Regions from separate parts of the Mus musculus genome. Here regions 1 and 3 are each linked to region 2. Evidence: chromatin loops called from intact Hi-C (ENCODE). Cell type or tissue: heart. All regions are shown on one strand.

Region 1 (8,000 bases), 560 kb before region 2:
TAGCAGTGCTCAGCCTGGCTGGTGTAGCAGTGCTCAGCCTGGCTGGTGTAGCAGTGCTCAGCCTGGCTGGTGTAGCAGTGCTCAGCCTGGCTGGTGTAGCAGTGCTCAGCAGACAGAAAAAGTGCTCCTCATAAAGAGCTGGTTCCCAAGATTAGCTGTTTTGGCAAATTGTGGGTTCCGATGAGGCCTCTTGCTTCAGTACGTTGAATGGAAAGTGATCCAGGAAGACACTCTATGGCTTTGATCTCACTCTTGGGTCTCACTTGGTCACACACATGTAACTCTACACACACCTGTGTACTCCCAGCACATACAAACATACACATACATACACACTAACAAAATATAGAACAGACAAAAAACTCATAAGAAAGAAAGAAAAGCAAGCCTAGGCTAAAAATGAAGAAACCATTTATCCAAATAAGTATAACACAATATGATAAACACCATTACACCAACTTGAGTGTGTAAAGCGTGTATCCTGTGGCAGGTCTTTGCAGGTATATTACTTAATTCCATTTCATTCTGATAACAAAACTATTTCATTGGTAAGGTATTATGCCTGGCACCATCAATTAAGATAACAATAAGTGGAGAGACATGAGGAGGCTGTAACTTTGCCACAGTAGGCAAACATGCTGGAAGAGAAATTGCAAACTGTTTCCGTGTGTGAGCACCTGCCATCGTGTGTGGCTTGGCCTTTCTCTCAAAACTTCAGAGAAACTATTCAGGAAACACTTTATTTTCAAATACTTTCATTCTTAAAGACTTTATTTTACTCTTCAAAGAGGAAATAAGCCAGACTTAGTAGTGTATATCATAGAATTGCAGCTACAGGGAGGGGGGGGGGATCTGAGGCAAGAGAATTATAGGCTAAGTGCTACCTAGGCCACAGGTAGAATCAAGACTAACCTGACTATTATAAAGATCCTATTTCAAAATGACAGAAATGAAAAGGGGCTCAGATACAGCTCAGGGTTAGTTTAAGTTTGAGGCCTAAATGGCTTCTCAGACATCCTAGAACAACATAGAAAACTGACTAGTGACCTTGACTTAAGGAAGAAAGAGAATTAGAGAGTTGAACAGTGCTATGGGATAGGATGAAGGAAGGAGTCATATAAACTCCAGGAACTTCTTCATATCAAGAGAAGAACCCAGGGGCCACAGAGCAATGGCTCTCACTGTCTGATGCCAAGAGCGGTGGCAATGGGGATAATGCAGAAGGACCAGGCTGGCCCACTGTTCAGAAAGTGCACATAAGCCAGTCTAAGGCAGCCTCAGTGAGTGTGCCAGGGAAAGGAAAGAATCAGATGGTTATAAATGGATGCTTCTTAACCCGGAAGAAAATCTACAGCTGACTATTTTGGGTAAGGCTACATTTTCAAGCTGCAGTCACAGGAGCCACATTCCCCCAAGAACAGCTGCACTCTGAATAGGTTGAGACAGCCTCTCCCATTTCAAGTGGCATATCTTGCTGTCACTCGTGAGCACTTCAGAGGTAGGCAATGTATTATTGTCTGTGCTATGGGTGGCCTCAGTCCTCACTAACAAAATAACAAGAAGGACAAGGTCCCTCAACAAGTGTGGTTCCTCAGGGGACACCTGGCAGCTTGTCACACTATCAAACCCTTGTTGGAAGTCATTGTAGCTAACTAGCTCTTGTACCCAAAGGCACTGAAAAAAGCTTCGGTTTTCTTTAATAATACTGAGTGTTTTTGTAGCAGTTTCTAATCTTTAATTAGTTAACCTGAGCCCCGTTCCTGTGAGATAGGTAAGGATAATCGTCCTCATTTTACAGATGAGAAAACAAACACTCAGAGGTTAAGTGACTTTGACAGGGTTATTTAGTGAGCTGTGGAGGCAGAGCCAAAGTACAGACAACTTGCAGACCTGGAGAAACAAACGGCCTTTGCCTTCAGCACGTAACCAGTACAATTCCAATAATGTTTAAGCAATCCATATGATGTCATTGTTTTCCTTTTTATCTAGATGACTTCCAAACCCTTACACTCTGGCCACTGAGTCATCAGTTACTGATGGTAAGTGACTAATGGCAATATATGTTGTTATTGGCTATAGCCAGAGCAGAACTGGCAAGAGAGTAGGTAAAGAGGATTAAGAACTACCATAAAACCTCCCTTCCAATTAGAATAGAATTTATTTTAATAGCCTTACATAAGGTAAATAGCTTTTAAGAGCTGGAAGTTCAACCAAGGCAAGCGTCAAACATTTTGGAGCAAATTGAGATGAACTTCACCATGGAAACAAATGATCAATGACCTTCCCCAAATATTATAGACAACTATTTGCTAAAAGTGACCAAGACGCTAGTGGATTCTGTACACTTCAAAATCATTTGTTAGGAATGAACTTTAATATGAAATTTAAGTTCATATAGAGTTCATGATTAAGATATATTGAAATCAATGATTATACCCCCAAATTGAACCTGTCTCAAACAACAATAAAACCCTCAAAATTATGATTCGACTCCATCTCATCTACCCTCCTTCCAAGTTGTGCTACAAGAATTATTTCATGCATTACTAGAATTATTTCAGGAGCCAAACTGTCAGAAGGGTTGTGAAACCACAACTTCTTATCAACATCAATAGACCTTCCCAAGCTGTGGTACTATTTCACAACTGCAGTGTCTCACCATCCAGATAGGCACCTAGACACTGAGGATATTTGATGGGCATTCAAGAGACAAGAAGATTACATTTATTTGGCTTGTGCAAAAATTGTTATTAAATTTCTGTGTTCAGGAGGGGTATTCATATGGGGTACAGGTGGACTGCATGTTAAGGGGGGTCCTTCTCTATCTTGAAACTCTATTTTTCTGAGACACTGTCTTTCACTGAAGCTCAAGTTTTCCAGTTTGCCTAGGTTGAATAGCTGGTGAGCTCCAAGGATCTGTCTGCCCCAGCACTGGCATTAAAGACCTCTAGCTGCTGTGCTTGGATTCTTATGTGGGTGCTTGGAACTCTGGCATGGCAGCTACCTTAACCCTCTCCTTAGCCTCCTAAGGTGTGTGTGTGTGTGTGTTTATTTGTATGTATGTGTATTTATGTGTGTGCATGTGTGTGTGTTTTTGTGTTTGTGTGTATGCGTGTGTTTGTGTGTGTGCATGTGTGTATGTGTATGTGTGTGTGTGTGTGTGTGTGTGTGTGTGTGTGTGTGTGTGTTACAGACTTCTCAATCTAAACCTGGCCCTTGGAGCACTTGGTCTCCTGGGAAAGATTTCAGGATGATAAAGAAGGAAGGCATTCCCTATAAGTAGCACAATTCAATTATATAATGAGTGCATTTTTAATTGCATGTGGTTTTTTCCCCCCTCCTATGTAAAGTGTAATTTTAAATTCAAATGTAGCTGTCTCACAGTCTCAATAGTCCCTTGCATAATTGGACTTAATTCCCAAGCACGAAAGATCAACTTCAATAGCGCTTGAAGTTTCCTCTACAACACAGCAGAAAGTGAGCATCTTCTACTGAGTTGCGAGATAATTTCGAGATTCCCTGTATATTTTCCGTGGAAATTCACCTTTTATTTTCCTCCAGTCCTGGTCACCTTCCTACACTTCTTTTCTGCACTTTTCCAGGCCGCTGAACATCTCTTCTCGATGGTCCCGCCCCCTCGGGCTACACTCCCTGCTCATTTAGGCTCTTAATTTTCCCTCTGGAGCGTAGTTCAACCTTCTGTTGACTTTTTCCACACAAATTCTCACCCACCAACTCAACAAATCGTTAGACCTTTCTCTAGAACCAATTTCCTTGCAAGATACAAGAGAAAGCGACTGTAAATATTTGCCATTCAATTTGCCCCGTAAAAATCGAAGGGATAAAAGCAAAAATCTAGAGGCTGCATAAAAAGCAAATGGGAGATGCGAGCAAGGAGTGTTAACTCTGATACATGTACGGCTGGCAAAGGTAGGCCGACTGATAAAAGTCCCAGGAACGGAGAAATTTAAAAGCCACGGTAGAAGCCTAGGGATTTGCCTCTGTGAAATCAAAAAAACAGAACGGAAACCGATCAGATATCATAGCAGGAGACACGCCTCCACACAGCAGGGTGGTGCTTTCCCGGTAGGGGGTCCAGCTCCGTACCTGCCTCCGAGAATCCGTGTTCACAATCAATCTCTATTGAGCAGGGACAATTCCAGGCTGCCATGTGAATCTTTGAAAGCTACTAAAGAAAATCTCCACAGAGAGACATATTGCCGCCCCACAACCCTGACAGTCCAAAGGAAGGTCACAGGCTTCCCAAGGGAGGGTCACCCATGACCAAAGCTTCAGTTGGAGTTTTTCTCACCCCTGCAAGGAAACCCTCCTGGTTTCAGAGTGCTTCAGGAAATCTAAGGCAAGGAACATTTATATAAACATTAGAAAGACACTAGTCTACCAGGGGTGGGGTAAGAAAAGAAGTGATTGCTACTCAGATGTTGTAAGAGGTCAAAAGTTAGATGCCTGAGTTCTGAAACGGTGTGGGGGCCCGATAATTGCTTATGGATGTGGTGTCCGAGGGGTCTGGGGAGAAATGAAGCCATGGCCCTCAGGATCTCCTCCTCCACTTCGCAATCAAAGGGAGAAATGGGCTGGCGTCCACTGAGGTCCTGGCAGAACAAAGATGACTACAGTGCTGAGAGGCAGCTCCTCTGAAGGCAGCATCTCAGCGGCAGAGAGGCAGGAGCAGGCTCACTGCTGAAGAAAGGGAAGAGAACAGTACAGCTAAAGAATGTGAAATGAAGGGTGGGGTAGGAAAGGAAGAGCGGATCTGCTGAGCAAGCAGGCCCCCGCTGTGCCAGGTCGGTAGCCACCTATGATCAAGTATCACAAAATAGTAACTAAGCGAAGCTGGAAACCGTATCAGAAACACATCCAATTAGGCCTGTACTGAAGACATTTCTCTGAAACCCCCAAATACAGAGCAAACCATTCAGAGTGAGAAATGGCCAGCACAGTGAAGAAAGAGCTAAAAACCAGGGTGTCCACACCGGGAAAAGCCAGGGCGTCTACACCGGGAACAACAGAAGGGAAAATACAAGCAAGCAAGCAGTCTGTTCAGAAATTTTAGGCCTGTCACCATCCCCTGAGCATCGACGCCACACGGAGGCCAGCTGTGTAGGAAGAGATGCCTAAGGAATCCCACTCCAGGGTGGAGCCTGACGCCTTGCCTGATACCCATCTCTCACATGGTGCTGACACTGCTGGTTTGTGACCCACACTCTGCCTGGCACCAATCTGATGTATGTAGCCATTTCATCCTTCAAGCTCAGGTTGTCACAAACAACGCTTTGCTGAGCTATCTCTCACCAATCTTGATTGCCCCTTCCAATCTCAGTTTCTCTTCAAGTGGTTTTAACGGAGCCTTAATTTTCCAGCGTGTTTTTTTTTTTTTTAATGACACACACTCATCACTGTGGGTGAGGCCCCCTAATTACACAATTAAAGCTTTAAACCCTTTGAAGTCCTAATTCACTAAGAGCTTCACGCCAGTGTCCTTGCGCTTTTTAAAACCCTTGTGATACCGACCAAATCCAGCAGAAGCCGCTCCGGCAATCTATAGTCAATTCACACTTGCCCCAGATAGTAATTATAGAAAACTTATGACTTTTCTATTTGTAAAGGCTGAAGTTTTTGAGGAAATAAGCAGCTTCAAATGTCAAGCATTCACCAGAGCCTCCTCCTCAGACAGGGAGGATGCTACAGCTGTGGCTGAGAGTGCCAGCTCTCTGGTATTAGAAAAGGGATTTAGTTAGACCAGGCTTGAATTGACCTGCGGGGCTAAGAGTGGTTTGTTCAGTTGGCTTCTCCTGCAGGAGGGAAAACATTTTGACCTTGTATCTGCCAGAGACTTTTTAGTCTCCAGTCTGACCTGTTTCCTGCCTACTGAAAAATCAAATGCATAAAGAAATTACTTGTCTTGCTTTTCCACTCACAAATAGAAACAGTGACTTCTCATTAGTTCCTAAAGAAATGACCTGCTCTGGCAGACGGAGACAGAGGCTTAAAGGAGGCTCATCTCATCTGGTAAGGGGACAGTAAGGTAACTGATAGTGACGTCCCTACTCGTTCCTCACTTACCAGTTCGTTCCCGTCCCTTTATTCTTTTGGGGTGTGTTCCTCCTTCCAAAGGGGCACCACAAGGTTCAAGTTGAGGCTCGTCACCCTCCTCATCACAAATTGATTCAACACCATTAAGTGCAATCATGCTGGATTATCTTCATTATCTTGGGTGGCCCAGATAATGGGCCATGTTTCTCTCTCTCTCTCTCTCTCTCTCTCTCTCTCTCTCTCTCTCTCTCTCCCTCCCCTCCCCCTTCCCCTTTTCCTCTCCTTCTCCCTCCCACTTTCCAAGATAAGAGGAGCCTGCTACCTCACCATATCCTTTTCCCTATCTGTGAATATAAAAGTTTACATTCTCTTTCTAACCTGTCCCACCCTCCCCTGCCCCCTTTCCTAGCACTATGTGTCTCCAGTTTCCTTCTCTTGCCTCTTCCCTATACTCCTTGCCAGTGACTGGCTGCTGCTCCCCACCTGAAAATGAGCTGGCAAGGAAAACTGACATTGGACAGTATTCTACATCTCACTGTGGCACGCATATGAAGAAATTGCTTTCTGACAAATACCCCTGCACTAGACTGTCCTATTAACTATCTAAGTGAGCACAGGTGAGTATTCCTTATCAAAGGCCCACCTACCGTAATTATTGCTAAGTATGCCTTCACTGAAAAGATCCCGGCTGTGATAGCCAAGGGTCATGTTCAAGTCTCTCCGGTTATAAATGAAAATGTCCACATAGCAATAGCTCCCAGGAGGGAAGAGAGTGTGCAAGTGCAGCAGGGAGTTACAGCTCCACTGTAGAGGCCTTTCCTTAGATAAATGATGTACTGTTGCTTCAAACATCATTTTATTTCTTAATTGGTAGCACATACTTCTTTGCTGGATAAATGGAACAGACTAGGTATGGCATCATCCTTAATTAATTGGTATGCTAGCTACTTAAGAGGGCACACACCACTTGTGTTGTTAAACAGTGCCATGTCAGATTTAATGGATGTCATTATGGGGTTCCTCGGGGATCAATCCGTGGACCATTGTTATTTATGCTCGTTGTAAACGAGCTGACATGGCAGTGTTCAGAGCATAGTGAGGATCTTTATGCTTCAGGTAACAGGCCTGAAGGGGGAGTGCCCTGACACCCAGTGAACTTGGAGGCTTTCCTGCTCCAGGTTTCTTTGGCTCCCAGTTGAATTGTTTGAAATAAGTCAAAGACAGATATTTGGACATTGTGTAGTAATTCTCCAAAACTGTGCACAGGAAGATAGATAGGTAGGTAAGTAGATAGATAGATAGATAGATAGATAGATAGATAGATAGATAGATAGATGATAGACAGACAGACAGACAGACAGACAGACCAGGATATTCCTATCATTTAAGACAACTCCAGGGAAGGGTCTGTCTTTGTTTTGGTAAATGTATTTACATATAAAATCCCATAAAAACAGATTGTATTCCAGAGATAATTTAGAATAATTTACTTCTGAAACGTCTAGATAAGTTACAGCGATGCGAGTCACAGGGAGCGAAGGAGCCCCGTCAATCTTAGTTGAGAATTTGTTTCTTCTTAAGCATTATCTCTGGACCTCCTAGGTTTGCAAGAGGAAGATTTACCTTGAATTCTCAGTGCGCCTTGAGCTACGTGAGCAGTGACCAAACTGAGGGCAGGGTTGTGCAGCCTCAAGTGTTTATGGAATAGCTGTGTCTGTCTACGGTACAAGGGAGGCAGAGGAGGGAGTAGAGGGTCAAGATGGAGGTACAAAGTGAGGATAAGATCGATCACAGGCAACGATGGAGACTGGGTCTCCCAGAGGCTGCTGAGAAACACAGCAGTCTTGGAACAAGTAGACCTCGTAAAGGACTTTGAGAATCAGCCACACTACGCTGAAGTCACTGAGATACCACCATGCCCAGGAGACCAATATTTGTAAAGTCAC
Region 2 (8,000 bases):
CTATCTGCATTTCTAAATTCGTTTTCTGTTGCCAACACTTACTACCCTAGTGATTGAAAATGTCAGCTGAAGTGCTTCGACGGCACGTTAGTTTTTCTTTAAGTTGCCCAATTTTGTCATCGAAAAGCAGAGAAATCTTATTTGCACTGCATTTTACACCTTTAGAGATTTGCCAAATCCAAGATCATATAAAAGGAAGAACAATGCTTTCAAGACAATTTTTGAATGATCACTAATAGCTCTCAACGACGGTGTGTTTTCTCCATAATACTTTGTACTCAAAGCAGTTAGCCAAAATTAGGGTACAGAAGTCACAATCACAACCATTGACAGCCCCCCCCCCTCCAATTCTACAGTACTTCTTTGGCTACTGAACAAAGCAGGTTTTTAAAAAGCTATCGTAAAATGATCACTGGGTGAAGTCTCCATTGGAAAGGCACTAAAGAGTCTCATCTTGATCTGAAAACAATTACCACCCCATTAAACAAAAGACTAAAATATTTAGGCAATTAATGGTGGTGGGTTTTCGCCTCTTAAACTGGTACGTGAGAATTTATTTCCAGTATTAGGAGCTAGGACTTCTAACCATCAGTAAACAATCCTTCCTCCAAGATAAGAATGTCAGTTCCTGGTCAAAAACAAACATCACTGGTAAACCAGAGATTGGGGGGGGGGGAGGGAGTCTTACAATTTTCCAACCACTCAGTTTGTCTTTAAAAATCAATTTTGAAAACCTAATGTGATATAAATACAAGTAGTTTTCCCCAGAAGAAGAGTTCTCTCTTGACCTCTCTGCCCTCCACAAATGCCCCACAGACTAGTTTCTTATTTCTTTCTTCATTCAAGTTCTGAGCTGCTAAGAGAAATTCAGATAACACAGTGCTCTCCAGATGGGAGGAAATGAATAATCAAACCAACTAGGTGTTCTCACTGAAAAACAACTTTATGCTAAACAAAAAGGTGGCTAGTGTTTGATCAACTTTTAAAAATTAAAACAAAACTCTACCTAAATAGAATTACCTCTATTTAAAACAAGTCATAAAATTGGAGTCTGGCACTTAGAAATGTTTTCCAAACTGATACTCCTTTCAGAAGTTCTGTTAATAAAGCTCACGTGGGCTTTTAATTTTCAACAAGATCTACTTCCTTTTTCTTCCCTATTAATTTAGCAAGTATATTTAAAAAAAATAAAGTTTCCAATGTGTAGCAATGAGAGTCTTATCACAGAATAGCTATTGTTGTGTAGGCTAATTGAACGCCCTTCTAATTATAATAGAGCAAAGTGCGTCAGGTTTTAGAGAAAAACGTTAGGTTACACAGCGAGGCTTTCTCAGTGTTCCACGAAGGGCACCCCAAAAGATAGGCAACAGAGACTATCCTAAAACAAAAGGTCACCGTTTTCCTAGGAACAAACCATTTATCAATAGAAAATAATTGTCTTGCCATCTGCAAGGGATCCAGAGCAACAGACAAAGGTTTTTGGTTCACATAATTACAGAACAGTCAAAGTTCGGCCGCACAGCCTGATCCCTCCTTCCAGTTTGCACCCTTTACAATTCCCATTGCCCTTTGGGCCTCGGCTTGGAAGCAAAAAGGAAGACAGGCTGCAGTTTTCTCAATTGAGCTGAAGCTAAGAAACCTTTGATATGCTAATCGCCCCCTTCAAACGGTAAGAATTCACACTTGCATTAATTCAAACAATTTGTGCAGCTTGTGAAATGGCACCTCTTTTACAGCGGAGCAACAAAAGGGGAGATGCGAGCTGTCTGAAGGAACTCAACAACAGAGCATGCGTTTCTGGGGATTCCATCACGCACCAGTTTACTGGACGGTGCAGGGAGGTAAGACAAAGTTCGAAAACACAACCGAACTTAAGCAGATTTTCTTAGGAGTCTCTAAGGATATTCAGTAAGCATCAAAGGACACTACATTTATAGTTACCTTTGGCTAGGCTCGAGACAGTTCTATCCAACCTTGATGCTGTCACGGTCACCCCCAAAAAACTTCTGTATTTCTGTGGACGAATTAGTACCTCTTTAGCGCCTGCTTCTTAAGGTTACCCGCCATGGACCCTGACTTTGCAAGGGAACTCCCAGCAGGCAATCATTGCAAACGGGCGTGCCTTCCTTCAAGGTTAGAGCTAGAGGTATGCAGCGTCAATTTGGAGGGGCAGGCTCAAGACTTAGACTGCAGAGGGAGAAATGAATGAACCAACTGCTGGGAACGCGACACCTCTGGAGATGGGGAGCCAGCAAAGGGAACTAGCGCCGGGAAAATGCAGAAGATAAAGCAGCGGGGCAAGTGGGGGGGTGCACGGGGAGGGGGGGAGCTCCTTGGAAACCTGGAAACCTGGTCTTTGTAACAGCAACCATCTGGTTGGTGCTGAGGCTCAGGCGCGCCCAGGCTGCATGGAGAAGCTAAGCAGCCTGACACCTTTCGTGAAGCAGGAGGAAAACATTTCCTCCGTCTGAGTCTGAGAAAGCACGGTTTGTATCTGGAGGAACGGAATGAAGGGGCCAGGAAAGGGGGAAAGGGAGAAAAGAGGAAAGGAGGGAGGAGGAGGAGTCCCCGCACGCCAGGGAAGGGCTATGCTGGGCAGCGCAGGACGCTGCTTTTAGAGGACAGGCTGGACCGAGGGCTCCAAAACACCCAGGCACACGCACGAGCCTCGGCCTCTGCTCGCAGACAGTCCCGCACTCGCTAAGGCCTCCAGCCCTTTCTTCTAACCCAAACCCTGCAGTTCAACGAAAGGAAAAAACTTTGCTGGTCCCAAGTGCAAGAGTCCCGCATACTAGGGACTCCTTCTCGCTGAGGATCTCCCCCGTCCGTGTGGCGGAGTCTCGGATCCAGAAGCCCACGCCCGCGACCCCAAAGGTCCCCCTAGCCTCGCGCTCCTCCCACGACTCCTTCTCCCGGTTGCTTTCAACCTGAGGCTCGCGCCAGACCCAGCAGAATCCCCACCCCAAAGGCAGCCCGGAGCCCACGCCCCTTAACTTCTGCTGCAGGCCCAGCGCGGCCCGCTGCTGCCCTCTCACTGCGGGTCCGGGAGCTTCTCTGCCCTAGCTCTGGCCCGCCTAGTCCCAGGGCCCCGCCACCCTCGGGCTCTGCGCCCCGCTCCCCTGGCCCCGGCAGCCCACCGCCCCTGATCGAGGCCAGCCTCTGAACCCGCGCGGCCACATCTGGCTGTGTTTTGCTCTCAACCTCGCCTCTCAGCACTACCTGACCAACAAGAAACGACGGCCCGCAACAACTCATCCAAGCCCTCCCCCACTGCCCCCTTCCCAGGGACTCGCTCTCAGCCACAACCCAGGGACTAGTCCCCGCCAAGCCAGGGGCCCAACACCTGGAGCGGGACAACCTCGAGTACGCACTGGACAGTCCCATCCCCAGCTCTACTGCGTGAAGGACCAAGGGCACCTTCCGGTCCCTATTAAGATTTTTAAGAATCGCCCCCCCACCACCACCACCTTTAAAATAAAAAGCAGGGTTAGTCTGGAGCTGGGTCGCAGACCTGAGCTCCCGCCTTCTCGGTCCCCAGCAGCCAGCCTGATTCCCGAGAGCGTGACAATAGCCGCACGCGGCCCGGCTAGCCGGCTGCACCGCACAGAGTTCTGCGGATCGATGTCGGCGGGAAGGGTTGCGCACGAGTGGCCAGCGCGGGTCTGTCCCCGCGACACGGCCAACCTCCGAACCGTCAGCCCCATCGGGAGGTGCCCAGCAAACAGGTCTCCGAAGCCAACACACAGGCACATTGTTGGCGCTTACCTCGGTGTGCGAGCGCGCCCCGGGGGAGGGCCAATCTGGCGCGGGGAGCCGCGCGGGGACACGGGCGCGAAGGAAGGGCCGAGGCGACCGGCGCGGGGTGCTCCTGCTGGCTGAGCGCGCGCGGGGAGGCGGCGGCTGGCGGGCCGGACACGGCGCCGCGCGGCTCTTCGGCGTGTCCTCCGACTCGAGTCTCCACCGCCGTCAGCCGCCGAGTCCAGCCAAGCAGCCCAGCGGCCCGGGCGGCTGCCGGGGGGCTAAGTCAACATCTTCCCGCAGTTTCCCACACGCCGTTCCGCGACCCTGGGGGCTTTGCCCACACACGCGCGCGCCTACCGCTGCACGCTCCCTCCGGAGCCGGAAAAAAAAATCAAAAATCAAAACCAAAAGATGCGGGGGATGAGAGAGCAAGGCTGGCGGAGGTGCGCCGACTCCGGAGTCCCCTAGCCGCGGCGGGAGTACGGCCGCCGGGGAGCGAGGCCAAGTCCGTCAGTCAGTCCGGAGGAGCCCGGTGCGCGCGGGCAGCGGCGGCAGGACCTGCATCCGGCGCACGCGCCGCCCCTGCGGCCTGGGGCACGACTCTGCCGCCAGCCCTTCCTCACATGTCGGGTCTCCCGGGCTGGGGGGCGGGAGAGGGGGCGCCCGGCGGATGCAGGAGGTGAGGAACTCGGGTTCGGGGAGAGCGACGGGAGGAGCGAGGAGGAGCAGCGCCGCTGCACAGCCGCGGAGGGAGGCCGGTCCCCTCAACAATCGCTAAGAATCCTCCGGTAAGCTCCCGATGGCGCTCGGGCACCTCTGCGTGCGGGTGCGCGCGCGCGTGTGTGTGTGTGTGTGTGCAAGTGTGTGTGCCTGTGAGTGCGAGTGTGTGTGAGCGTGTGTGAGCCGGGAGAGAGTGAGAGCTAGAGAAGAGCAGGGAGAGCAGGGAGCGAGAGGCGGGGAGCCCGAAGTCCTGACACGGACTCAGCTAGGGCTGAACTGGAGTCACCTCCTGCCTCCTCCTCCTCCTCGTCGTCGTCAGTCCCCACCCCCAGCCCCCTCAGCCCAGGACTGCTAATCATATAAACATATGAGCGCGGACCGCGGCGCAGCATCCGTCTCTCCCTCCCTCGTTTGCCAGCCAAGAGGCTTGTGCAAACTCCAAAGAAGAGAGGCAGCTGAGTACAAAACGCGGAGCAGATAATCTAGAACTCATTGCGCCCAATGGCCATTTTCCACTCCATTGGAGCAGCTGCGGCAGCGGGGCGCCCGAGCGCAGGGAAGGAGCAGGAGGAGGAGGAGCAAAGGGGACACACTTACAAGCGATCTAGCCTTTCGGGTGGCGGTGGCGACGGCCGAGCAGCCGCCCCAAAACTGGCCGGCCGGGGCTCGGCCCGGTGGGGCGGCCGCAGGGCTTTCCGGGAGGCGCTGGTGGCGGTGGCGGTGGCGGCGGGGGACGCGCGCACGGCCGCGGAACGCGCCCCAGAGGCGCCCGCGCAGGCTCGCGCCCCTCCCCTCTCCTCCCCCTAGCAGTCGTCTGGCGTACCTTCCCCAAACACCCCCAGCCAGGTCCGGGGGTTCCTTATCCAGCATTCACCCTCTGCACCCCGCCCCCTCCCCTCCCCCGAACTCCACTCACTGCGCGCCCGCTGCACGCTCTGCAGCCCGGGCGCACACACGCACTTTCCAAACATCGCTTTTATTTTGGGATCCCGGTGCAGGAGGGGATCCGGGAGAGATCGCGTTCCGGCCACCGGGGGCCGGGCTTGGGGCCTGCAGCTTGAGACCCCGCTCCCTGTCCCTCTTCCCCTCCAGGCCCAGGAGCTCCCTCCTAGCTAGGACTGCGCCCAGGCGCTCTGGATGCTTGTTTTACCCACCCCGTCTCCAGGTTTTCTCTGCTCCGCGTGCCCCGAGCCGGAGGCCCCGAAACTTTTAGTTTCCGCAGCCCTCCTTTTGTGTGACTGCTCGCAGGAGAAAGGAGGTCTGTTCGCCGCGGCTGCCTCCGTCCGGCGGCGGCGCGCAGGGGACGCTCCAGGGCTAAGGCGTCTTTGATACCTGAGATTTCCGGCGCGCTCGTTAACGAAAGTTACATTTTTTTTTTTAATTGCGATGAGTTTTTCTTTGTAGTTACATAGAGCTAGCTAAACTTTGACTTTATTGACTATATTTCACAAGAGCGTTCTGTTTGTTTTTGATTAAACTCACCAGGATATGCAACGGAAGGAAAGGGGAAAGGAGACTGCAAGGCTTTGCTTACTAGAACAGTCACCGTCCGCTTAGGTCTGCTTCCCTCTTTTCCTTATATTGAAACCTCTCACGTCCTCTCGAAACCTGTCTCTGCCCCTCACTGCTGACAGTGTCAGCAAACGACAGAAACAAGCTGAAAGGACCAGACTACAACAGTATTATGCCAGGAGAAAATAAATAAATAAATAAACGTTTAAAAACTAGGTAAACATCTGCTGTCCAGGAGGCAAATAAATAAATAAATAAAATTTGTAATTTTTTTTAATTATAAGATTTCTGAGCAGAATGCAGTTTCTCAATGTGTTCCTGAACTACCGAGTGAGCTAATGAATGCAGCCATTTGTCTTCGAGAGGCTAATTCTCCCAGGTTTGAGACCTATGGAGAAGTGGGTGAAACTTGAGCTTGTTTGCTTTCAGAAACAATATGTACTTTTTTTTACTGCGGATAAGCTGCAGTCACCACACTTCGGAAATCATTCCAAACAATGTTATTAAAATGTCAACAGGAGATTGCTCCGAAGACTCGAAGATTCTGAATATCAATTAGCATTTGCATTTTGTCACAAAGCCAAATGTTTGCAGCACTAAAATCATTCAAATACTGGTCAAATGCGTTCTTGACTGGAGAAACCCCCGAAGTTAAATGTGCATATATCCAAATCACTGACACATTAGCATCTCAGATTAGAAAGAGATTCTCCTGTGACCCCGTTTCCTCTACTGGATGAAGGGTTCTGTTGGGGGGTCCCCATCCAAGAGTCTCTGTGTCTTAAAGGAAAGACACTCTTCACTTGGAGTTTCTTAGATACATCAGTTCAAATACCATCCATGCAGAGTTAAAATAGCCTGGGAAATACACACCTTTGCAGAGCTCGTGCAAAACATTACAGTGTGCTTTGATTTTCTACTAGTCAAAAGCTATACAAGGCACTGGTCCACCTAGGAAAGTTAAGTCAGCCTACTTAAAGTAGCTGAAAAGAAGGCAGACAAATGCTTTTCAGACATCAAAGAGCGTTAATATCACATTCTCCTCTTTTTAAAATAATGTTTTATTTGTGAGTGTAAAACACAGTATGTCAAACTACTAATAATTTGCATTTGCCAAAAAAATTTAGCCAGTTCTTTTGTTCAGCTTTGAAGGTTTTCATTCATCTGGCCTGATTCACAGGAAGCCCCAGTGAGTGCACAGACCCGTCTAATCCTATTTTCTTTGGGGAAGCAAAACTTAGCCTGAAGTTTTTATTTAGTGAGCTTAGAGAGTAATCAATAGACATTTTTGCCTGAATTAAGCTGGCCATATGTTGGCTCGTTTATTTAATTCTCTCAGAAAGAATCTCTCAAAGAAACCACTGTCTACATTTCATAGGTCTGATACTCTTTGATGCCCAAGACATAAAGTGAGTCACTCTCCACTATGTTTCTAAGGAGACAACATCACACACACACACACACACACACACACACACACACACACACACACACACTTAAAAGCAGGAAAACTTGCCAAAAGTGAGTTAACACTCTAGGGACTATAAAATGACCCATAAGAATTTCCAATCTTGATTCAATAGGGTGTGTATTTTCTATAGCTCAAAGGTTCAAAATGTTTTCACCCTAAGAATGTTAACTTGCTAACACACACACACACCTAGCAATGTATCTACACACACACATACACACACACACCTAGCAATGTATCTACTTTAAGATGTCTTAAATATTTAGGAATTTCAATCTTTCTTCTTCATATACCATACGAAAGAATTGTCAAGAACGATCAAGTCAATTGAAATGTTCAAGATGAAACTGTTAGCCAGAGCCCTGACATTAGAAGGGAACAGTAATGGGATACACTCCACAGAGCCTACTAGCATCCAGAAAACATAATGTACCTGATATTTCACGACTATTCAAAACACAATCTATAGCAACACAGGTGTGATGGTAGTAGAGAACCGTGAGTGAGGTGTTAGCGTCTACAGATGTGAGCAGCACCAGAAACCTGGAGCCTTCTT
Region 3 (8,000 bases), 260 kb before region 2:
CACAAAACAAGACATGGTAAAATTCTTGTGTTTGATTATTGATGAATTTAAAGTAATTTGTATGAACTACAATTCACTTAACTTTCATCCTAGATTGATTTTATGTTAGTGTGTTAAAATAGTGATCAAAACCAACTGGGGGAGAAAAGGGTTTATTTTAATTTACAGGTTATAATCCATCATCAAGTGAAGTCAGGATGAGAACTGAAGCAGGATTTCCTGGGGGCAGGAACTGGAGCAGTCTGTGGAGGAACACTCTTACTGACTCCCTCTCCTGTTGTGTAGATTGATTTCGCAACACAACCCAGAACAACTTGCTAGCACCAGCACCATCAACCATGGGCTAGCATGGGCTAGGCCCTGACACATCAATCACTAATAAAGAAAATGCCTATCAGATCTTCCTGCAGGCCAGCCTAACGGAGGTAATTCTTCAACTGAGGTTCCTTTTCTCCAGTGATAAATTGAGAAAACCTCACCAGCACAATGGTATCGTAGCCACGAGTTTACCCTTCTAGAGTCAGTACCATTTGGGAAAATGAAGCCCATAAATGAAACAAACTAAAGTCTCACGCTATAGCCAGCTTTACTCAGTGCATCAGACAGCACATAGTTTGGGATTAAGAAGAACTCATGGGTAATGTGTGCCCGATCACAAGGGCAAGCTGCATGTGTCAGGCAAGCCTTGTGTGACAAAAACATGTTCTCTCATCGAGCCATATGAACAAACGACTATCACCAATTATATCAAATAACCTGAAGCAAACCCACTCCTCTCCACTACACCTTGGAGGAATAGTATACATTCCAAGAACAATGCTGTGGATTTTTAAAAACTGAGGTCACGAGACTCTTTATTTTCTTGGAATATTCTCACAACCACTCAGAAGTCTCCTCACAGGGCTTCATTCTCCTGCTATGTTCTGATAGCCATGTAAAGTTTCTATGCTTGCTTCTTGTCCAGGAGTAATGTAAGATGTGAGCTGTTGACACATTTTGTGCACATGACCTTAGACAGCTTGGATCATTTAAAAACAAACCTCACTTTCTGTAATTGCAAAATAGCAGTGAATAGGAGTTAGAAAGCTGAGGCAGGGGGATTTCTTTGAGTTCAAGACCAGTGTGGGGGGTATGTAGTGAGTTGCAAGCAGTATGAGACACAACACAAAACCTTCTCTCAAAGAAAGGGGGAGGGAGAGGAGGAGGAATAAGAGGAAGAGGAGAAGGAGGAAGAAGAGGAGGAGGAGGAAGAGGAGAAGGAAGAGGAAGAAGAAAAAGAAGAGGAAAAGGAAGAAAGGAGTCAGAGAGAAGAAAAGAAGGGAGGGGGAAGGAAGGGAAAATATCTTTAAAACCATCATGTCTAGAGTAGAGGCTTCCAGGTAGGTCTCTATTGAGCCATTCTCGCTTGTATTGTCACAGACACGTCTGAGTATCTGAAAATTTTCTCTCCAAAGTGGCCAATTAGAGACAAGAGGGAAGCCCAGGCATGAGGCTGGCACACAGTTCTGATTGAGTGGAGTGAGAGAAGCTGGGCACTGAATTGATACAGGCTCACTAATTTCACTCAGACCACCTGCCTGGTTCAGATACAAGCCAGTGACCTAGACATGATGGGCTATTACCAGCCCTCTGCTGGCATTCCGAAATGACTGCAGAGGGGACACATTCGGAAACACAGGAAGCTGCAAGTGGCAGCAGAACAACAGAGAAGAGGTGATTTTCCAGGAGCATTCTGACACTCTTTACACCGCACACACACATACACACACACACACACAGGCTCAAGCATGTGGGTACGCACACATGTCATACACCCTCCGTATGCACAAAGTCACCAGGAGCTCTGTTGTGTGAATTAACAGGATTAATCACCCAAAACAAAACTTTTTCTAAGCTGTGACAATGTGCAGCATTACCGGGGGTGGAGCTCCTCTAAGCAGACTTTTTCACCACATTTCCTGAGGCACTGGAGTGAAAACTTCTGAATGCAACAATCACTTCCTAATTTGCTCTTTTCCTGTCAGACACGTGTGCAACCGTTTTGTTTTTCCTCTGAGACAGCTCATATTATATGGAGGGAAAGGAGGGAAGGAAGGCACAGTGACCCTGGAACCGACAAACACTTCTGATCGGACAAACACTTCTGAGAACAGGGACACCAATCCCAAACCTCAGGCAATTCACAGCCTCTGTCTTCGCTTTCTTCTCTCATTTCTCATGCACTCACAATATTATAAAGGGAAATCTCAATCTCTCTCCCCTCTCTCTCTCTCTCTCTCTCTCTCTCTCTCTCTCTCTCCTTTTATTTTAAATTATTGTCATTGTCCCCTGTGTATGCATCACTGTTTCAGATGACAATACACCAGTAAGTTTGATATTTTAATGGATATAATAACTGTAATAAAGAAAGGAAACCTCATAGTCACATGCAGAACATACGTTCTTTTTGGACACTAACAACAAACTGAATTATAGCAGGCGACATAGTTCTATATAGGGGAATTCTATATTCATTTGCCATTGAAAGTGGCTGGAAAGACAACTCTGAAATAAACGGAGGAGGCTACTGACATGTCCAAGGAATAGGCCATGCATTGCATTTCTCTGAGGCTACACCCTCGACATGCACAATTCTTTTTCTCAGTCTCTCAGGCTCTTCCTTTAGGGTCATTTACTCTAAAGTTTACCCTCAAAAACTTCACACTGCTACCTCTGGCTGTACCAAATCCTACAGGCTGGGGCCACATGTCAATTTTTTTTCTTAACTGAAAAAAAATGGCCCCCATACATAATATATCCTGATTCTGGGGTTCTCTCCATCTACTTCTCCTAGTTCCTCCCCACCTCCCCTCCCATCCAGATCCACCCCTCTCTGTTTCTCATTAGAAAACCAACAGGCTTCTATAGGATAGTGATAAAATAAAGTAAAACAAAGCCCAACACACTGGAATTGGACAAAGCAAACTGAAAAGTGTCCAAGAGACAGGCACACAAAATAGAGACCCACTCACGTGTGCATTCCAGAATCCCATAAAAATGCTCAATTGGAAGCCATAATATATATGCAAAGGACCTGTAGAATATAAAGAGCGAATAAAAATATAAATAAAATAAAATTACAATAAAGAAAAGATGAAACCACAACAGAAATAAGAGCCTCAACCTGGCAGCATGAGACACGAGCCTCTAGAGATGTTACTGCGTACATTTCCCGTTAGCCATCCACTGTTGGGTTTGCAGTCCACCCTGAAGAACAGCCTGTATGCCCAGTGAGATCTCCTTGGAGGAAGTTAAATTTCTACTTGCAAGTTGTTATCAGTTGGAGATAGTTTTGGGGTTAGGTTTGGGGGCATGTGTCCACTTCTTTCAGTTCTAGCACCCCATCTGGTATAGGCAGGGCCCCGATTTTAATATGCATATAATTTCACTTTGGTTGATGAATGATTCCAGCATGGCTAAACAGCAGGAAGGGGCAGGATGGAAAACTCTCTTGTTCGTTCTCCCACTTGGAGGTGGTTACTTTTTAAGGGACTGGTACTGGACACTGTAGGAGTGCCTCTTTTCATACACCCTAAAGCACTCCACGGGCCCCAGGAGTCACTAAGGCTAGTGGGTTTTAATAGTTATAGATCTTAAATGGAGGGTTAGAAAGTGTTTCTTTTCATTACAATTACAACAAGGAATTAACCCCAAGGGTATCCACTTAATTTCATAATATATAGACTGGAACGCTAATGTGGCCTCTCTACAGGGCAATAAAGAAGCAACTGGCCCTTCTCTCCCCAGGGTGGGTTTCTATAAAATGTCTCTCTCTCTCTCTCTCTCTCTCTCTCTCTCTCTCTCTCTCTCTCTCTCTCACACACACACACACACACACACACACACCACATTAAATGAAGATGATTTAAAGTTAACAAGCTCCATAATATGCCCAGCTTGGGTGCCTGGTGTGAACCACTCTGCACAGGCAGTGAGCCTGGTTTGAGAGACCCTTCACGGGCACTGAGCCCTGAGGCTGCTTCTTGCAGTGGGAGCTCACACCCAGCCGGCACTTGTCTCTGCATCCCTTCAGTGACACACAGAGAAGGAAAGATCATTTACAATTAAACCCAGAAAGTCACCAGGATGACAGAGAGGCATGGAGCGGGACTTGTTAATTGTCTCAGTGCTGAGATGAGACCAGTAGTGCATGCTGGCCAAGGCTGGTCACGTGATCTTAACTCTGCACTCTGCCACAGACCTCAGCTTGCTTGTGGGAACTCACTTCACAGTGACAGGAACCCGGGGCAACACCAGGGTTAGGGCTGCCATCTCCGGGCTCCAAGTGTCTGAAGCCACTTCCTGGCAAAGATTTGATAGCCACGATTCCTCCCGTTAGCCCCAGCCATTAGAGGCATTTTTATTTCCCAGTGCTTTCATGATGTTGGATCAAGGTCTGCAGGACAAATGAGAGGAAGGACACTATTTCAGAAACACAGCTTCAGACGGAGGGGGTCTAGGGACATCAGGAGAGGAGAATGGCAATTCAATAAAGCACAACTCTTCCAGAAGAAGGTTGTTCCCGTATATTAGACATTTCCAACATCGCTGTAACATTTGACCTGCTCCAGGCCTCCCGCCAGCCATACCCTGGGACTCATTTCTTCCTTGCTGCTGAAAGTGTCAGTGAAGTAGAAATCTGCAGACTTCCCAGTCAACTGGGGGAAAACTAATGATCCAAAGAGAAGAAATAGCCAGTCCCCCAACTCATTTGTTCACATCTATCATGCAGATCTCTTTTCCAGAGTCAGATAAGGTTGTATATAAAAGCCACAAAAGAGCTCTGGCTTCGGTGAAAAGTGCCCTTTTATAAATCAAAGTTCCCAGTCTCCCTCCTGAGATAGGAAGCAGTGGCTTGAAGCAGATGTCAAGAGGGCTGTAACAGAGCGTCAGAGATGGGGAGTCTCTAGGGAAGACCAGGGCAGACACATATCATGAGAGAAAGCTGAGAAAGTTCAGAGTCTTCTCTGACCGACTCAGAGCTACAGAAACCAGTTCTAGAAGAGGTCGGTATTGTTCTCAAGACCCAAGAAGCACAAAGGGAAGGGACAAAGGACAGAAGCAGGAATACATAGAAAGCCAGTAGGGCATGGGGCGACTGTGTATGTGGCTTAGCAAGTGAGCTTCTAGTCAGGCAAAGAACCACATCTTTGCAATTGCAGGAGTCCTGCAGGAAAGAAACCCGAGCGATAAATATTTGGCTCATTGGCCATACTGCCTTCTTCCTTCCTTATTACTCTTCATAAAATACCATGTCTCTACACAGTCAGATCCATGAGCACACAAAACTTTGACTCATTAGAAAGTGTGCCCATTTCAAAATAACTCTTAAAGTCTCCTTCCCCATAACTTTGTGGTTTTTATAGACTCGTGATCTGTGGGACTTGAAGTATTTAAAACACATACACACCCCTACTTGTTTTAGTTTCTCTAAATCTGACACACCCAAAGTGCCTCTTGCCTTTAGCAATTATAATTAAAAAGAATAAGCTCACCTGTGTAGAAATTTCTCATCTCTTTCTTTAAATCTTCTTGCACTGAAAACTGTCAGTGTTCCTTATTTTATTTATATATTACCTGGAAAATGAGTACAAAACAATCTTCTAGTTATAATTATATGAGACATACACCATACAGTGTCAATTTTCTGAATTTTCCCTTGGCATTATCTAATTGACTATCATATCAAATATCAGCTTATCTAATAACAAGGAATTTAATCTTTATAACCAACCCAGAGAACATCTAAATTTGGTATACCAGACGATTTTTCTCTGGTAGATTATTTTAAGAGGTGTTTAGCTAAACTAATCTTAAATAGCAAATTTTCACATTGTTCAAGTAACATATGACTTTAGCTTGCTGGTATTTTATCACGGCAAAGAGGTTCAAATTTATTCATATCAAAACATACTGAGTAAAATTTCTCAAATATCTACTACTGTTTATTTTGTTTATACAGTGTTTGCTTTTTCAGCCTTCTTAGACACATTAATCTTTTTGATATCTGATAAAACATCACACTGTTTGATATGCTCAATTTCACTTTGTTGAGGGTTAGCTTACATTCTGCCAAAATGTGAATTTAATAATTCTTCAATGATAGAAAAGTGTGTTATTTCATAAATAAATTAGACAAAGCCATGCTTCACCCACTCCCTTCCTCAATGACAGGTAGAAGCTACTTCAAAGATGAGATTCACACAATGCATACATGTGCCTCAAAAAGATCTTTCCAGTCATCAACACTGCTAGATTACCAAAGGAGTATAAAAGTCTTTTTTTTTTCCTACTATTGTGGATTCTGGACTACTGTGCAAATCAGAAGTAGTCCCCTAGTAACTTCTTGAAGTGATGCTATTACTGCCTAATGACCCTGGAGACAGTGGCCCAAAACTGAGAGGAGCTGTTTCTCTCAGAAAACCATTTCTAGGGCTGCAATGTTCTTGCAGTCGTTGTGTGTTTCGGTTTCGGGTCTTTGTGGAGTTATTCTGTGGTTTATTTTATTTTCCCAAGGAGGCTCTCTTTGTCCATCCTTACTACTGTTTCCTTTGAGACAAGTCAAATACACAGAAAGGCCCTTAGGTAAGAGTCTTGGTCTCTGGACTGGAAAGGGAGGTTAAAGAGACTTGATGAGGAAGTGGTACTGAAGTCTATTGAGTTACCTAAACAGTCAATGAAGGCGGAGAAGAGGAAAGGGAAGGAAAGCAGGGTCCATGGTGAAGGACAAAGTTCAAGGTCAGTACCACCCTACATTCTAACTGAAGCAGATACTTCAAAGACTATGATGATCAACCCTGCTAATACTCCTGATGGTTTAGGGCTATAAAACTAGCCGGAAACTTTATCGGTGCTGCAGTTATCAGGGACTTTGATAAGAGAGCTTCTGGGAGGGGGACAGGGAAAGCTTGGTTAGCCTGCCTCCGAAAGAGAAAGAAGACACAGCAAACAAAGGCAAGAAAATCCCAATGTAAAAAAGCAGAGGTTAAGTGATGTTGCACCCAGAGAGGGTTTTGATGTGGATGGGATAGTGTGTGTGTGTGTGTGTGTGTGTGTGTGTGTGTGTGTGTGTGTGTGTGTGTGTTAGATGTATGCACATGTGTGTAAGTGTGCTTGCGTCTGTGTACAGTGAGGTTCAAAGAGACTGTCAGTACCCTCTACCTCTCTCCCCCATACTCGCTGTAGACAGGCCCTTTTACTGAACCTAGAGTTAGGCTCCTATCCAGCAAGCCCCTCCTATCTCTGCCTCCCATGGCACTGAGGTAACAGGTACATGAGTACAGCTGACCTTTACACGGGTTCAGAGGATTTGAATGCAGGTCTCTATGGTCATGTAGCAAACACTCTTAGTTACTGAGCCGTATCTGCCGCTCAAATATTATCAGAATCTTTATTTTATTTCTAATGCATATGCATGTGTATCTGTGTGCATGTACGTGCGCCACATGCATACAATAGCCTTAAGAGGTCAGAAGAATCTCAGATCCCCTGGGCCTGGAATTATAGATGGTTGTGAGCTTCCTTGTGGTTGCTCACAACCAAGCCTAGGACCTCTGCAAGAGCAATAAGTGCTGCAAGCCACTGAGCCAGCTCTCCAGCGCCTTTAGTATGTTTCAAGGATAGAAACAAATAGTCTACTTGCTTATCAGTGTGACTAAAGTATAAAAGTGAAAGCTCTGTTTTTGCAGGAAGATGGGGAGAGAATCATGTGGCGACAAGTGTAGGAAGTTACCAGTGGCACTGGCTGGAGTCAGGGCTGGCAAGGTAGACAGCCTGATTCTATCAGTGAAACCAGTTCTCAGAAAGAATCCTTGCCCCTGCAGTCCAGGCATTTCCCCATGGGCAGAGTCTTCCAAAGCCCTCCTTGACTCTCATTGCATACTTTGTTACTTGGCTCCAGTATTTATCTCCCAATTAACACCATAGACCTGGCCTTTCTTTTCTAGTACTATAACCTTAAT

The links. A loop is a pair of places that touch in the nucleus more often than their neighbours do. Peaks named below come from ENCODE experiments on the same cell type or tissue, not always from the same donor. Only the 100,000 strongest peaks of a DNase experiment are listed, where the experiment ranks them.
Region 1: a loop joins it to region 2, with 2.6 times the contacts of the local background. A loop is called at or near these places in 2 of 42 quality-filtered maps.
Region 3: it touches region 2 in a loop (2.8-fold over the local background); 6 of 42 quality-filtered maps call a loop at or near these places.

Annotation. Positions count from the first base shown.
Region 1 is chr3:148,420,958-148,428,957 of GRCm38, forward strand. No RefSeq gene overlaps it. Among named protein-coding and RNA genes, the nearest start is that of Gm23131, 71 kb to the left of the region's middle. In heart, no CTCF peak of the experiment used is centred here; no DNase peak of the experiment used is centred here; H3K27me3 peaks cover 6,360 bases.
Region 2 is chr3:148,984,825-148,992,824 of GRCm38, forward strand. It overlaps a transcript of Adgrl2 not described here. Among named protein-coding and RNA genes, the nearest start is that of Gm30827, 10 kb to the right of the region's middle. In heart, CTCF peaks have their summits at 3,020 and 5,754; DNase peaks (open chromatin) are centred at 2,987, 4,767, 5,447, 5,677 and 1 weaker place; H3K4me3 peaks cover 5,739 bases; H3K27ac peaks cover 5,125 bases.
Region 3 is chr3:148,725,136-148,733,135 of GRCm38, forward strand. No RefSeq gene overlaps it. Among named protein-coding and RNA genes, the nearest start is that of Adgrl2, 230 kb to the right of the region's middle. In heart, no CTCF peak of the experiment used is centred here; a DNase peak (open chromatin) is centred at 4,346; H3K27ac peaks cover 340 bases.